2 separate regions of the Mus musculus genome follow, and region 2 is linked to region 1. Evidence: chromatin loops called from intact Hi-C (ENCODE). Cell type or tissue: gastrocnemius. All regions are shown on one strand. Each heading gives the region's core, and the rest is flanking DNA. Links, peaks and the distances in the headings are about the cores only.

Region 1 (8,326 bases), core at 74-8,073:
GAGAGGAGAGGGGCAAGCAGGGTGAACTCTGAGCAGGCTGCCTCTGAGGGCTGAGTGAGATCAGGCTGGGCCTCTGATAAGGAAAACAGACAGTGCTCGCCCTATTAGCCAAGGGCAGCTGTTCTCTGGTCTCTCTGACCCATCCATCACCACGTGTCCTAGTCCCCAGAGCTCTGGTGTTGAGGAGTCCCCGCTTTTCTCCATGGAGACCCAGAGAATGCCCAGATTTGAGCAGAACTCATCTATCCGGAGTATGGCAGGGGAGCAAGTCGAAAGTGGACAGGTGTTAGAGAAGTGAGCCTCACCTGTGAAGGAAGAAGAGGCTAGACCCTCATCGAAGTCATCTTCCAGCTTCTCACCTTCAGAAGCATACTGACTGTGGGCATCCTCTTATCCTTTCTACAGATGTGTTTTGGGCAACGCAAGGCCTCTCCCTGTTCTGCTAAGCAGCCATATGCAAGGGGTGGCCCTGCCTGGCTCATTTGGCCAGTTTGCTTGCTGTCTTCTCTACCAGCTCTTCCAGTCTATTCTACTCAGAATATGTCTCTAACTGTTGACAGTACCACCTGCTACCGTTGCTCCAGAGTCTAAGCTCCTGGGACAGGGTCCATATTTGATCCACTAATGTAAGCCCCGTGCTTACAATTACGGGGGGTACAGGAGGTGGGCCTGAGATCTGAGATGCTCTATAATTTTAACTGCCCCATGTTCCACTTTCAGAGAGACTGGTAATTAAGCATTCAGATTACCCTTTTCCTGACATTTGTTGGGCAGGAGAGACCAATAATACCAGAGGACCAAGCATCCCACCCTGTTAGCTGATTTGTAAGAAGCGGAGCTCCTGTGGCTTCCTGCTCCTCGGCTCCTCTGCTTCCAGCAGCTGACAGGAGTGAGTAGGAGGAGGCCAATGTTAACCTGTCAGCTTCCCTGACGTCCTGTGTGCACACGGAATGAACGGACAAATGGAATTCACAGGCCGGGAAGAGTAGGCTGAAGCCTTGCCCATCACACCTACAGACTCCTGTGCCTGCCAGTGAGCTGAAATTGCAGGCTGACTCCCAGAGATGCTGGCTGCAGTTATTTTTTTCTACCTTGAGCCCTTGGGGTGGAGTTCTGAAAGGACAGGATCCTAGGAGACAGGCCTTACCTCTGCTCGCTGCTTGGGCCCAGTGTCTGCCTGTGCTGTCGGAGAAAGCTAGGTTGGATGGAAACCTGGAGCTGGGACCTGGGCTGTTACTGAGGCACTGGGACACCAGACAGGAAGTGGAGCTGCCTGTGAGTGGCCTACTCCTCAGAAGAGCCTGGGAGCTTTCTAAATCCATGGCTCCAAAGAGAGAGAAAGGCGACTCTGCAGACCCTCGATTTTTCTCCCGTTCCTTTCACCTGTACCCTATCATTATGTGTCACAGAATAGAGGACCCAGCTGAAGAGAGGCGGCAGAGAGCTGTGTCCAGCTTCCCTCGCTCACCCAGCCCCCTAGCCTCTCGTTTCTAGGTTACTCTGCTTCCATATTTCTCTCCCGGATGCTCCCCGCTGGCCTCTGCCACCCCAACAGCTCTTGCCTCCTCATCCATCATCTGGTTACAGGGCACCGGAGTCCATCTCACAGAGCCAACCTCCTGCCCCAGGCCTCCAAGGAAGAGGGCTCAGCTGTCAGAGAAAAGAGTGTTTTCCGAAGGGGTCAGAGCACCAGGCCCTCCAGGATGGATGGCTATAAATTATGGATGTCACGTCCCAATTGGTCTCACAGCTCAGGAACCACAGAAAGTGTCTCTGCCTCTCCATCCTAGGCGCCTCTCCTGTCTGGTGTCCCTTTAGCATGCATTCCTGCATTCATTTCATATGGAGCCCATTCCTATGTTGATGTTACCTGCGCGTGCGTGCGTGCGTGTGTCTGTGTAAGGTTCTCACGCATGCCCTCTACATCAAATCCAGAGTTCTCTGAGCATGAAGGTTCTGTCTCTTCTATTGGTTAGAGCCCAGTTAGAGAGAGCTGATGGCCAGCCCCATCCAGTGGACCCTCTGTAGAGTGGCTGCTATGACTCTGATGGATGACAGAATAAAGACTGGTTCGTCCTTAGGAAGACCCAAGACATGAGTGAATGGGGGACTAGGTGGGCAGCCGTGAGCCCAGACTGCACCTGAGCAGCACCTCTCCCATGGTCTGAGGTAGAGTTTTACTGCTGTGAGCAGGCACTATGACCAAGGCAACTCTTTTTTCTTTCTTTCTTTTTCTTCTTTTTTTTTTTTTTGCTTTTCAAGACAGGGTTTCTCTGTGTAGCCCTGGCTGTCCTGGAACTCACTCTGTAGACCAGGCTGCCCTCGAACTCAGAAATCTGCCTGCCTCTGCCTCCCAAGTGCTGGGATTAAAGGTGTGTGCCACCACTGCCCGGCCCAAGGCAACTCTTAGAAGAACAGCATTTAACTGGGGCTGGCTTATAGGTTCAGAGATTCAGCCCATTATCATCAATGCAGTAATATGGCGGCATCCAGGCAGCCATGATGCAGGAGGAGCTGAGGGTTCTACATCTTCATCTGAAGGCTGCTAGCAGAATATTGACTTCCAGGCCACCTCACAGTGCCACACCTACTCTCACAAGGCCATACCTACTCTAACAGGGCCACACCCTCTAATAGTGTGCCCCTCCCTGGGCTGAGCATATACATACCACAGGCAGTCTGCAAAGGTCTGCTGGGAGAAGGCTGCCGCCACCCGCCACAGCCACCGCCACTGCCACCGCCACCCTCTTCCTCCCTAGCTGGTGGCCAGGTTCTCCAGCTGTTCTTGCCTGCAAGGTTTCTCTTCTGCTCACAAACCCCTGTGGCATCTCCCGCGTGTCTCTGGCCACATGCTCTTCCCACAGGGTATTTCTGCCTCTGACCCCCCCATCCTTCCCTGAAGTCAGCTGACTCTGCTGCCGAAGAACCCCACCTCTGTGAAACCTTGACAGTTCTTGGAGTACCTGCTACCCCTTGTGTAGGCTAATCTTGCTGCCATTGCTCTGTCCCACAGGGCAGGCCTCCTGGCCACTTAGTACAGCCAACTATAGTGACGAGTTCTCTTTAACTCTACTTTTCCAGAATTTCCCAAATCCCCACCTGACCAGATGCCAACCTCACAAAGCTCACCAGAGTCTTTGTCCTGTGTTCTGCCTGCCCCTGGCCATATCCCCACACCTCCAGCTTGGCTCTGGCTGTGCCCCACACCCTGCTGGGCTCTCTGGTTGCACAACCCTGGGTCAGGAGTGCCATCCTGTTTCAGAGCACTCTGCCCTGGGTTCTCTTCCCTTCAGGATACCATCTCTCATCTCTCCGCCCACACGGACTAGCTGCTCCCCTGGGTGCTGCTGCTGCCGTGAGAGCCTCTGTCGCCTCAGTTACCACATTGTATCTTAATGGTTTATTCATGCCTCTGTGGCACATCCCTCCCCTTGTGTCTCATATCCTCAGCTCCAGGATTCCCGGCACAGAATGACTCCCAAGTCCTGAACGAACGTGAAAGGCTAAGAATGAGGAAAGGATTTGGAGTGACAGGTTGGGGGGACACCAATATTCATAAATAAGGACCACGCAGGTGGGTCGGAGGGGCAACTTGGAGATGAGCTAGAAGATAGCATCAGATTCAGGCACTGGGGTCCGGGCATGGAGGGGGGGCATGAACACCCTCCCCAGTCTTCCCGTCAGCACCTTCTCAAAGCGAAGAAAATAAACCTGTTTTCCTTATGACAACCTTGGTCTGATGATAAACCTTCCCAGCTTCCCAGGAGGTGGCAGAGACTCTGATTGGTGGGAAGAAGGCTGGAGGAGGAAAAGCAAAAAGAGAGGAGAGAGATGGGAGGGAGGGGGAGCGAGGGAACTCGCCTGCTTGTTCTGTATGCTGATTACTGACGTGGGAAAGGCGCGCAGCAGGTTCTGCTGGGAGGCATTTATTGCGCATGAGAAAGCAGGCTGCCTGTTAAAAAACTATCTCCAGGCCGGAGGGGAGAAGAGGAAGCCGCAGGGGCCCCACAGGGCAGAGGACTGCTCTTGCCCTGGAGCTGTAGGGTGGGAAGGAGAGAGGGACTGGAACCTTGGTTCCTCTGGGTACCACAGTCACTGGGTGGGAAAGGGGTTCTTCTGTATTTTGAGGCTACTTCATCCATGGCCCCCACAGACTGCTTCCTTGGGGAGGTGTTTGTGTGGGCACTTGTCCCTTCCTTTACTTTCCTGTGCCTTATCCTGGCACCTGAACAGAAGCTTCTGGGGGTGGCTGAGAGTCCCTGGCCCCAGTGGATGTCCCTTTGAGGTAGCTGGACCTGAGCCATACAGCCTTCACCCCTGGGAAGTCCAGGCTAACCTCCTCCTTTCTCTTCCCTATTCTGTGGTGCTGGAGACAGAACTGGGGCCACAGCCCGTGCTAGGCTACGCTTGGTCACTGAGTTAATGAATCTCCCAGCAACATGGTTACTGTTACTGTTGCGTGCTACCTTAACAATTGCAAGATGAGAGAGGCATACCTCAGGGTGTGTCTGCGAGGGCGGTTCCAGAGACAGTTAGATAGGGATGCTTCTGAGCTAATCACTGGTTTATTCCTCCAATCAGATTGTTAGAGTTTGCATAGACAGTTAGGAGGGGTGGCACTATGGAGAGTGAATCTGCTGGGAGGAAGTATGTCACTGGGGATGCAGCTTTGAAGAGCTATATCTTGACTCTGACCCTTCCTGTCTGTCTGTCTGTCTGTCTGTCTGTCTCTGCTTTCTGGCTGCCTTGTGGTGAGCAGCCTCCTCCACACATGGTCACTGCCATTCTGCCCCACTTCAGGCAATGGATGTAGCTGACCTTAGACTAAAACTCCTGATAAATCTCCCCTCCCTTAGGTTGTTCATGTCTAGTGCTTTGTCACAGGGACAGAAAGTCCAACACACTTGTCTTTGGGGAGATTTCGCCAGCTTGCTCTGAGGATCAGTAGTTTGGTCTCTCTGCCTATTATCTCAAGTCTTTGAACACTCTCCCTGATAGGGGTAGCTCAGGCATTAAGAGCCATCAGAATATGCAAATTCAGTTCATAGCATCCATATCAGGTGGTTTACAACTGCCTGTAACTCCAGTTCCAGGGGACCTGATATCCTCTGATTTCTGTGGGCACCTGCATACACACGGTGCACATAAACTTGTGCAAACACACATGTTTACACATCCATTAAACATGAATAAATAAATCTTAAAAAGTAGAAAGCAGTCTGGGCGCTGAGGCGCAGACTGTCTGGACTTCATTCTGCCCCTGGGTGGAGTAGGGAGAGAGGACAAAGGACCTGTGTGAGCCACCGAGCAGTTCAGCATGGAGCAGGGATAGTGGCAGGGCCTCTCCTGCTGCTGTGGCCCTGGAGAGCAAACCTCCCTGTTGCACATTTCCAAAAGATTAAAACCCTGAAGTCAGGGAACATCCCAATGGTGTCTTCTCAAGGCAGAGACCAAGGGAAGATTGTGTAGCCTCAAGCCCATTAAGCACCCTTAAACTATTCTTTACTACCCCCTCCTCAAGGTCCTTCCCCCTGTGGAAGCTGCTGGCTTCGCTCTTCTTCAGCTACCCCCACGAGCATCCCCAAGGGGATCCTGTCCTTGTTAGCTCCCCACTTCTACCCATCAGCCTGGGAGCAACAGAAAGGGACATAGTCTTCCTTTCTTAAAAGGTTGCTTGCTCTGGTCACTGTCACTCTCTGGTTTGTCACCCTCTTTCCTCTGTGCTTATGTTTCTAGCATGACTAACAGGAACAGACAGAGCGGAGGGCATTTGAGTCTCAGAGAAGCACCCACCAGGCCACACCACTCTATAAGCTCTTCCTACTCCGGGCTGTGCTGCTTCTCAGACCCCACCTCCAGCCAGTTATGGTTATGCATACTGCTGACCTCTCCTTTCCTCAAATTTGCCCTACTTTCTTCTGCTCAGGTCTTTGCACCCACTGATCCCTCTGGCGGGAGAGCAGTTCCCACCACTGTGCGGCACTAGCTCCTACCCTCCATTCACACTCACAGTCCCTAGTGGCATTTAATATGTAAGAAATGGAGACACCCGTGGGCTCACGGAGTCACAGATTAGCCTTCCCCACATTCCCGTGTAGCTGAAATATTCCCTCTGTGAATTACTCCCTTTATTGCGGGTAGTGTTTATTTTCTCCCCTACAGAGAAGAGACCTTGCCTGTCTTTGTTATGATGAAGTCCCTGGTGCTTGGAACTTAATGAAGAGCTCTTCAGAGAATCAAGGAAGGAAACTAGAGACACTTCAGGCTGAGGCTAGGTCTGGATCTGTGGAAATCCCTTTGGCTGGGCCCTTGCACACCAGGATTTTTTTGCAGTTCAGAAAACTGAGACTCAAGATCCACGAGAAGCCAGTCAGGGGTGTGAGACTCAGTGCTGAGGCTGCCCACTCCGCTTGGGGTGGGGCCCTATGCACTCACAGGATCCCTGGGTACATTGGCAGGTATCATCCTTGGCATCATTGCGTCTTTACAGGCTGTCCTTAGTATCTACTCTTCAGACCTCAGGGCGACTGGAAGATGCTTGAGTGTGGCAAAAGTCAACTCTCCTGACATTTTTCTTGCTAGGGAAGAAGGGCTAGTCCAGCCCTTCCTGGACTCAGGAAAAGAACAAGGCTAGTCTGAAGCTGTAGCAACGAGGAGGGGAGGCAGGCAGTAGAGAGGCAGAGTGGGCCAGGCTGCCCCCATCCCCACCGGAGACTGCAGTGAGCAAGACTCCAGAGGGAGGCGAGCCTGCCTTGGAACAGCCCCATTGGGCGAGGGCGGCCCCGTGGCTCTGTTTACCGGAAGAAACCTAGTGCGGCCAGGGTTAGGGGAGTGGAAGGAGGTGATGAATAGGAGCCGGGGAGCCAGGATGCTGGGATCAGGGACAATAGACATATGGAGGTAGCAAGATTGAGATTGGAGAGGTTTAGAGGAGAAATCCAGCTGAGGACCTTTGGAAGGGGGAGGGGGGATCCTGTCCCATGTCTCCGTCCTTCTGTGCTGTGCTGTGGAGTTGGCCTGGCAGTGTTTATCGGGTGTGCTCTGAACAAGTTCCTATAGGAAGTATGAGGCGAGACACGTTCAGCGCGTGTGTCAGACGCCCCGTTCCAGTCCAGCAGTCTCGGAGAGCTTGGCTGACATGCTGTCTCTTACTTGCGCTGTAACCTTGGGAAAGGAATTGAGCTCTACAAAACGAAGCCCACCAACCTGAACTCCCCTGGAGATAAAATGTGAAGGGTGGGCTCAGGCTCCCACAGTGACTCACAGGCGCAGGCTGGGCAGCTCTCAGCTAGGACTCAGCGGAGCCCCCAGCCTGCAGTAGGTAAAGGCTGGTCTAGACCGGGGCAAAGGCTATAAGCCTGTTGGGGTTTTTCCGAATACTGAATTCTGCCTGCTTCTCTCTTATCTCTGCAGGATGACGTCCTGGTCTGGTGACATTGAGAAGGACCCTGTTTTTAGACTCACCTTTTCAAACACTGAGCATTGAGATTGGCAATGCAATTTCTCTCCAAGTGTGCAACTGATCCCGGAAGACTTGAGTCCAGGATTTTCCTCATCAGGGTGCTCTGGCCTGAAACATCTGGACAGCCACTTACCACTTTCCTATTTTTGCAGAACATCCACAGACCAGAGGTTGGTCTTTTTCAGGATTATCCATAGCCAAGGGCTTCACTCATCTCTGGCTCCATTTCTGGTCTCTACCCTCCCATTTCCCACGGCTCCCCCCCCCCACCCCCCCCCCACCCCCCGTTCCTGAACTCCCCTAAAAACAGAGGCTTATTTTCTTGTTGCCTCTCCCCAGGACACAAAATTTCTTCGGCTCTCCAAGAGATACATTGTTGCTTCTGTTCATGCCAGGCTCCAAGCCTGGTCTGGGCTGCAGGATCCCTCTTCCAGGGGGATTAACCCATGTTTTAACATGTTTTAACCCATGAGGTATGCCATTTAATTGCTTCCAGGGCTATCAGGAGCAGGAGTAGGGTGTGGGTTGTTTCCTCTTCAGCACAAGGCTAGAGATGGATAAAGACCCGCTGCAAAGCCAGACGGAGGATGGAAGGGCTGACCAGACTGGACAAGGATGAAGACGGAGGAAGAGGTCTGAGTGTGGGCATTATTATGGTAGCCTGGCTGGTCCACAGCTTTAATGGAGGGAAGGAAATGTGGGGGCCACACAGGCACCCTCCTTCCATAGAGAAATCCTCCAAGCTGCATCACACCAAGGGGGACCTGGGAGTTGCTGGAGAGAGACATGGTGTCTGCTAGCCAGACTGACGATGACCTTGAGAGAGCTGGTGTTCTGGAGAGGAGGGGCAGGAAGAAGGAGCAG
Region 2 (8,326 bases), core at 184-8,183, 53 kb before region 1:
ATCTGCTAAGACATAGGATCCCATGAGACACAGAAGGTGTATCTGTGTGTGCTTGGAGAGGTTCTGAGCCCCTGACTTTCCACCACAGAGTCAGCCCTGGGGGAGAGGCAGACTGGTAGGCAAGAACGCTGTTGACTTCTTCATTTGCTTTAACTGAGAGTTGGATGGCCCCGAGGGAGGAAAGTTGATGCCTTTACAATGCATTGCTGTGCGAGGACGGCTTGGCTAAGGACGGGCTGCAGATATGAGAACAGTTCCCCAAAGCTACAAGAGACAGAGTCCTGGTGCCAGGAAAGGTCACCACACTGTATGCTCATGCTTGTGATGCTGCTGGTGTGTGCCAGCCTCCCAGCCTGCCAACTGTACACAGGTATAGCAGTGTAGCTGAGTATAGGTCTGCAGTATAGAACACTTGATAACAGCTGGCTTTTGACTGTATAGTCACTCTATTTATTTATTTATTTATTTATTTATTTATTTATTTATTTATTTATGTTGATGTTTTGACATAGTATCTTTCATAGCTTGGACTGGCCTCGATACTGTAATCAAGGATGACTTTCGAATCTCTTTCTGACTTTACCTCCTGTGGTGGCTAGAATAGGGTTAGTCCCTGTAGACTCATGGATTTGAATGTTTGACCCATAGGGAGTGGCTATGCTTCCCACCATGATGATAATGAACTGAACCTCAGAAACTAAGTCAGCCCCAATTAAATCTTTGCCTTTATAAGAGTTAACCTTGGTTATGATGTCTCTTCCCAGCAATAAAACTCAAACCAAGTCTGTCATACCTGGTTTATATGTTGTTAGGGATTGAATCCAGGGGCCCTGTACATGTTGGGTGGGCACTCTACGTACATCTCCAGCCCTGTTTTTGTTTTTGAGATGGAGTCCCATACTATAGCTCAGGCTGGCCTTGAACCCTCAATCTTCTTCCCTTAGCCTTTAGAATGTTGGGATTACACAGATAAATCACTATGCCAGGGTCATATTTTCTTTCTTTCTTGGCATCATAAAAAGAGGCCATGTTTTGAGAGCATAGTGGTGGATGTCTGCTATTCCAGTAGTCAGGATGCCAAGGCCAGAGAACTGTAGCAAGTTCAAGGCCAGTTTAGGCTGCCTGGTGAGTTCAAGATTAGTCTGGGGGGCTGGAGAAATTGCTCAGCAGTTAAGAGGATTTGTTGCAGAACCAATTTGGATTTGGTTCTAGATTTTTTTTTTCTAGTCTTGGGGATTGAGCCTAGGGCTTCTCACACTTAAGGCAAGTGCTCTTCTACTGAGCTATATCCCCAAGGCAGGACCTGTGTTCAGTTCTCAGTTATCATGTCAGGTGGCTAGCTGGCTCACAACCTCTTATAACTCCAGGGGATCAGATGCCTTCTTTTGGTCTCTGTGGACACACACCTTATTAGATTAGCTGGGGCTGTAGAGTTAGGCCATGTCTCAAAAAATACTACTAATAAAGAGACCATGTAGAATGACTGACTATACTTAGTTTTGTGTAAATATATTCTATGATGCTCTTACAGTGAGGGAACCACCTTAAGGATGTATTTCTCAAAACACAGTCCTGTTGTTCAATGGGCACAGCTTCACTTAACAACAACAACAAACAAAACCAAAATCCTCCTCCCTTCCTTTCGTTCTTCCCTTCCCTCCCTCTGTCCCTCTGTCCCACTGTCCCTCTGTCTCTCTCTCCTCACCCCCCTTTTTTGGTGGACATAAAGACTCAATCTAGATCCATCTAGTGTGACTCTGTGAGTGCCTAATTCCTGGGGGAGGGATCCATTAGTAAAACAATAAAGAATAGATAAGAGGGACAGAGGAGCCAGCTAAGACCCTGGCCTGTAATCTGGTGCCAGGATCCAAGACAGGTGCAGTGAGGTCCCGGTATTAAGTCTGAGGCCTGTGAGGTGAGGTGTTTGGAACCACAGCCAGAGGAAGGTCAGGCTGAGGGAGCTAGATAGACATGGCCATCTTCTCATTCCTTATCTCAGCTTCTTCCTGGCAGACAAGACCCGAGACAAACACCTTTCCCAAGGTCATCTGAAGCAGGGGGTTGCTCGGAATGTAATAGGGTGAGAGAATTCCAAGGGATGGTGCCTCCCCTTTCCCAGAAGAGGGTGAGAGAGATGGCTTTCTGAACTGAAGCCAGAAGAACAGAGCCAAACTCATACAATTTGAATTTTTATGAATCTTATTACTATGGCGGTGTTATAAATGATTAATAAAGCATTTGAATTGTCCAGTGGAGACGAGGAAGGGAGAAAGATTAATATTTCTTTAGAACGACATCCATCAGGGTTTTGGGAGAGCTCCCACACATTATCTCAGGCAGTTTAACCTAGCCGAGGTTAACTCCTCGCTTCCCACCGCTTCTCCCTTCTTTTCTCTGCTCCATCAGGGCCTTTGTAAGGACGGCGGGAGCTTCTCCATTAGTGTTTATTCCCAGGAGCTGTCTGGGAGCTCCAACCACGGGCACAGACAGTCAGGACCTGCTCTCCCAACATAGGTTCATAACTGCAAACAAAGTCAACTGGAGGCTTGGGGTGGGGGGGTCAGGCTGAGAAGAGAAGGAAGAGGAGGAGGAGGAGGAGGAGGAGGAGGAGGAGGAGGAGGAGGAGGAAGTCAGGGAGGGAGAGTCAGTGATGTTTTCTCTGGTTATCTTTCCAGTCAGCCATGTCACCTTTGTTCCTTCCTTTTCCTCTTCTTCCTCCTCTTCCTTCTCTTCCTCCTTCATCTCTTCTTCCTCTTCCTCCTCTTTCTTTCTCTTCTTCCTCTTCTTTCCTTTTTCATTGTTTATTTTTTAATTTTCAAATTTCATTTACTTACTTCCTGTGGTGCTGTGAGGGACAGAACCCAGGACTTTCTGCATGCTGGGCAGGTGCTTCAGCCCTGAGCTACATACATCCTCGCTCCCTGTGGGAGCGACTGAAGGGGAGAGCATCCTGGGTTTTTCTCATTCAGCTTCCCTGGGGTCCTGGTTCCTCCCCCTCGGGCTCTCCTCACTGCTGAGGAAGCCCCACGTGGGGCGCATGTCAGAGTGCAGGAGGGTGAGGGGACTTTTCTTGAACGCAAACTTTGGACAAGGTCTGAGAATCTGTAGCCAGTGTGGAGGGGAGGCAGGCTGCATGAGGCAAGGAAAGAAATGAGAGAAGAGAAAAATATGGGAACAGTCTGCCATCTTCCATGGAGGCTGTGTATTATTGAAAAAACAAAAAAACAAAAACCCAGATGTTTTCCATCAATCCCACAGAATCTTTAGCAATGGCCTATTGGGCTACAGGAAACCTCTTACAGAATCAGCTGTTCATTGGGGGGCGGGGCGGGGGGGGGGGGAGGACCATGGTTCCCTTTTCCTCCCTGCCAGGCTGTGAAACAAGCTGAACTTCTGAAGTTCAAGATCCCTCAGGCAGAGGTGGTCTCCCGAGGCCAGGGCACCGTTTCTGTGCATCAGACCCCTCTCCACACCCCTGGGCATGTCCTTACTTGCCAGCTGGACAAGCAGGGAGGCCAGTGTCTTCCCGAAGCCTTTTAGATGGTCAGGATGTGAACAGTAAGTCCCCCATTGGGAAAAGGTTAGCACACTCTGAGCTTCTAAGGATCCTAGCCCTGGAGGCAGACCCTAGGCATTAGCAAGATAGCCCATGGATCCCAGAACCAGCATCGAGGGTAGAGACTAGAGACTGGGGCCAGAAGCAACTCCTTTAGCTAACTGCAGGCTGGCCTCTCTCACATTGAACTGTAGAACCAGCCTTCTCGTGCAGAAGACGACTATAATGGCTACTTTTCTACATGGCATCCCAGAGCGGTCACCTCCGAAGGACTATAGGTTGGATTTTCTCCCCATGATACTTATTTATAGCAAATTTGAAAACTAAATCTGGGTCCTGAAACGTCTCTGTTCATTATCAACATTCATAATTCTGCCACCCCCACCCCAACCCACCCCTGCCCCAGTCTGCTCAGCTCAACACCACCAGGCTGTCCAGAGGAACTCCATGCTGGGAAGTTTCCCTGGGGACTCAAGAGCTGTCCTTGGCTTTCTATTGCTGTGATAAAGGCCAGGACCAACCTGGGGAGGAAAGGGGTTATTTCAGTTTACAGCTTATAGTCCATCATCTAAGGAAGTCGGGTCAGCAGCCTAGAGGCAGGAGCTGATCCAGAGGCTAGGAGGAGCCCTATTTACTGGCTTGTTCTTCATAGCTTGCTCATCCAGCTTTCTTATAACACCCGGGACCACCAGCCTAGGGATAGCACTGATTGGAGTAAGCTAGGCTCTCCCACACTAATTATTAATCAATAAAACGTCCCCTAGGCCAGTCTGGTGTGGGTGTTTTCTCAATGGAGAGTCCCTCTTATCAAATGATTCTGGCTTGTGCTAAGTTGATATAAAACTAGCCAGCACAGTTGGTTGGATTTTCCATTCCATTAGTTCTGTCTTATAACCAAGAAAGCTCCCCAAGTGGGCAACATGTCAGGAGCTGCTGCCTACCTGGGACTCGTGTCTGGGTCCAGGAAGGACAGTAGTGTCATTTGCATTGATTTGGGCCCACTGCTGACCAGTGCCCTACTCTTTGAGGGGTTCCCTCCTCTCTGTACCCCCCTTTTTGGTAATTAACAGGGCCTGGAAGGGCATCCTGCCAACAGACGGCCAAAAGGCTGAGCAGACAGCTGTGGCATTGCCAGCAAAGGACAGGCTATTAAAACAAAATGATTCATCTTGGGAATGAGAGCAAATCGCTTTCCATTTATGGGAATTGGGGCTGGGCTCCAAGCAGCCTGCGAGCAGTCAGTGGGGCGATGAGTCTGGGCCTTGACCATTAAGTAAGGAGCGCCTGTGACTCCGCTGAGAGGAGGGCACCATGGCAGGAGAGCCAGAGCAGGGCCAGGGAGAGCCAGGCTGACCAGGTGTTAGGACACTGCTACAGTTGTGATCTTGGAAGTCTCCAGTAGTCCTGAGTACCCTTGTTAATGGAGACCCCTAGAAAACAGACTTAGGATGCCTAATCCCTGTACTCTGCCACCAGGTGATTCTTAAGGCAACACTAATTCATTCATTCATTCATTCGTTCGTTCATTCATTCATTCATTCAGGGTTTAGGGAACAAGGTCTCTCTGTAGCCCAGGCTGATCTGAATCCACAGTGATCTTCCAGTCACAACCTCCTGTATGTTGGGTTTACTGGTGTGAGCCACCACCTCCTACTCAAAGGCAACTTAAGAGCATCTGTTGAGTGTGACTGCCACTATGAGTGCCGGGCTCTGGGGCCCACAAAGAACAAGACAGGAATCTGATCCTCAAGGGACTTAGCGTGCTGGGCTGGATGGTCTACAGATTGACACAGGACAGCAAGGACTCAGAGAAGGATTGTGATGGAGACAATGGTGGAGGCCTGATGTGGGTAGGGGCTGGACCAACCTGCTGGGGGTGGGACAGGAAAGACAGCCAGTGACTTCCATGCTGGGTCCTGAGGAGGACTCCCCTCTCCAGGTAGACTGTTGGTGGGTCAGCAAAATGCACTAGAAATGATCTGTGTGAAAATCGTAATTCCAGTAGCCTACTATGGCTTCAGGAGAGCAGAGGTGGAGATAGGCCAGTTCAGGAAGCTAGGGAATGTCATGGTAAGGAGATCCTGACCCTGGAGCCCCAGGAGCCTCGAGCAAAGATGCAATGAGGGCAGCTTGCAGTTGTGGCAACCTCCAGCCCCCTGAGGGCTTCTTAGTGAGGTTCATCTGGAGAAGTCCGTAGAGCCTAAAACAGAATTTGAAATGTGTATGTCAGATTGTTAGCATTTAAATTTAAAGAGAGGCGGGCAAATGGCTATATGCCGTTTTGGTTTTTGTTGTTCTCTTTATAATTTTATTTAATTTAAAAATTTCTATTGTTATTCTTGTTGGTTGTGGTGGAGGGGTGTGTGTGTGTGTGTGTATGTTTGTGTGTGAGAGAGAGAGAGAGAGAAAGGGGAGGGGAGGGGAGGGGGAGGGGGAGGGAGAGGCAAGGGGGAGGGGGAAGGGAGGGAGAGGGGAAGGGAGAGGGAGGGGGAGGGGGAGGGGGAGGGGGAGGGAGAGTACATATGGCATGGTACAAATGCAAGAGTCAGGGGACAACCTTATGGAGTCAGTTCTCTCTACTTTTGTGGGATCTGGGGATCTAATAGAACACAGGTTGATAGGGGTGGAGCCAAGCATCCCTCTCTACCTGCTGAGCCATCCCCTGAACCCAGCTTTCATTCTTTTTTAACCAAGCCTTTGTGTGGCTGAGACTGACTTTAAACTCAGTGTGTGAATCCCTATATCCACAACCCAAGTTCTAGGACACCAAGTATATACCACCATACTTGGCTATGTTTTTAAATTTTAGTAATGATGAAAATTTGAGGAGCCATACTGATATGTACCAGTAATCCCAGGTAACCAGGAGGCTGAGGCAAAGGGGATCACTTGAGACCAGGCTAGGTGTCTTAGTTAGGGTTTCTATTGTTGTGAGGAGACACCATGACCTTGCCAACTCTTATAAAGGAAAACATTTAATTGAGGCTGGCTTACAGATTCGGAGGTTTAGTCCTTTATTGTCATGGCCAGAAGCATGGGAGTACACAGGTGGACATGGTACTGGGGAAGCTGAGAGCTCTGCATCTTGATCCAAAGGCAGCAGAAGGAGACTGTACAACACTGGATGTATCTGGAGCTCAGGAGACCCCAAAGCAGGCCCCTTCAGTAACACACTTCATACAACAAGGCCACACCTCCTAATAGTGCATCTCCCTGTGGGTCAAGCATTCAAACACATGATTTTATTGGGCCATTCCTATCCAAACCACCACACTAGGCAACACAGAGAAACCCTGCCTTGAAAATAAAGCAAGTGGGTGGGAGGTCAGAACGGAAAGAGAGGGATGGAGGAGAGGAAAAGAATAGTACGGTGGTTTGAAAGGTTACAAAAAAAATCACATTATTTTAAAAATATTTTAATGATTTCTTTTTATTTTTTATGTGTATTGATGTTTTGCTTGGATCCTCTGGAACTGGAGTTACAGACCATTGTGAACCGCCATGTGGTGCAGGGAACAGAACCAGGGTCCTCTGCAAGAGCAGCCAGTGCTCTTTACCTCTTAGCCATCTCTCCAGCCCACATATTTTTTATTTTCCCCAAGTTATATATAATACATATAAGCCTGTGTATAGCATATATATGTAACAAGGATATGTGTGCACCTAGTTTATCCTCAGTTCCAGGCACGAGAAGTCCCCTTTAAAAGTGTTGGTCAGGGAAACCCAAGAGAGTCCTCAAACAACACAGGCATGGTGGTTGCCCTTGGTTACCTCCCACAGGTTGAAGCCAAGTCCCTATTGCTGAAGATAGCACACACTTGCAATACAGGACATGGAGGACCCAAGCTGGATCCGACCCAAGGACTAACTTCCATAGTCTCAGAAGTGCTAAGCCAGCTGCCAAGGACAGAAAGCAACCAACAGCCCTACTTACTTAGCTGTGAAGTTTATGAACCACGTTGGCCAACATGGCAAGATAGCCATAAGAGTGGCACTCATATCTTGTGAGTAACCAACAGCTATCTCATTGGACCCAAGGCCCACTTAACAAGAGGGAAACCTAGCTAATTCCCTGAGTGAGGTCATGAGCCTTAGAGGAGAACCTACAACCACCACTTCACTAAAACAGATTAATTCCTAAGAACATTCTAAATACTTACTCTTTTTTTAAAAAAGATTTATTTATTTATATATATGAGTACACTGTCACTGTCTTCAGACACACTAGAATAGGGCATCAGATCCCATTACAGATGGTTGTGAGCTACCATGTGGGTGCTGGGAATTGAACTCAGGACCTCTGGAAGAACAATCAGTGCTCTTAACCGCTGAGCCATCTCTCCAGCCCCTAAATACTTCTCCCCACAGATAAATGTAGCTCTCTTTGCAACAGACTGGTCACAATCCAGAGAGCAACTGATCGTCAGGTACCCAGCCCCAACAGATACATCTATAGGATAACTCACACACCCAGGGCTCGGGAACATCATGGAAGAAGGGTAGACAAATTGTAAGAGCCAGGGGACCAGGATGTTTGCTGAGAGATGTGCCTCCTAGAAATACTACGAAAGCGTCTTCCATGACACCTCAACAGCGTGGCTGCCCAAACAAGACTTGAACAGCTCTAGATGAAGAACTACAGGCAACTAACAATTGTGAAAGAGGGAGAAAGAGTCTTCTCCAGGGGTGAGCCCCCAATTAGTCATCCAATGCCAGTGGTCAGTTCTGAAATCATACATACAAGCAACACTGAATAGACTCAGCAGGTAA

Evidence for each region. A loop is a pair of places that touch in the nucleus more often than their neighbours do. Peaks named below come from ENCODE experiments on the same cell type or tissue, not always from the same donor. Only the 100,000 strongest peaks of a DNase experiment are listed, where the experiment ranks them.
Region 2: it touches region 1 in a loop (2.0-fold over the local background); 4 of 42 quality-filtered maps call a loop at or near these places.

What each region holds. Positions count from the first base shown.
Region 1 is chr1:133,883,336-133,891,661 of GRCm38, forward strand. Gm31515 (a long non-coding RNA gene) reads left to right here. Exons shown (of 3, transcript XR_878539.1): 3 at 7,414-7,731. Among named protein-coding and RNA genes, the nearest start is that of Optc, 20 kb to the right of the region's middle. In gastrocnemius, for the core only: no CTCF peak of the experiment used is centred there; DNase peaks (open chromatin) are centred at 3,209 and 3,913; H3K4me3 peaks cover 709 bases; H3K27ac peaks cover 1,088 bases.
Region 2 is chr1:133,829,750-133,838,075 of GRCm38, forward strand. It overlaps Gm41954 (a long non-coding RNA gene), which reads right to left. Exons shown (of 3, transcript XR_878538.2): 2 at 5,424-5,756; 3 at 2,846-3,129. It overlaps Gm28441 (a long non-coding RNA gene), which reads left to right and starts at 5,440. Exons shown (of 2, transcript XR_387406.1): 1 at 5,440-5,495; 2 at 7,337-8,326. In gastrocnemius, for the core only: no CTCF peak of the experiment used is centred there; a DNase peak (open chromatin) is centred at 4,667.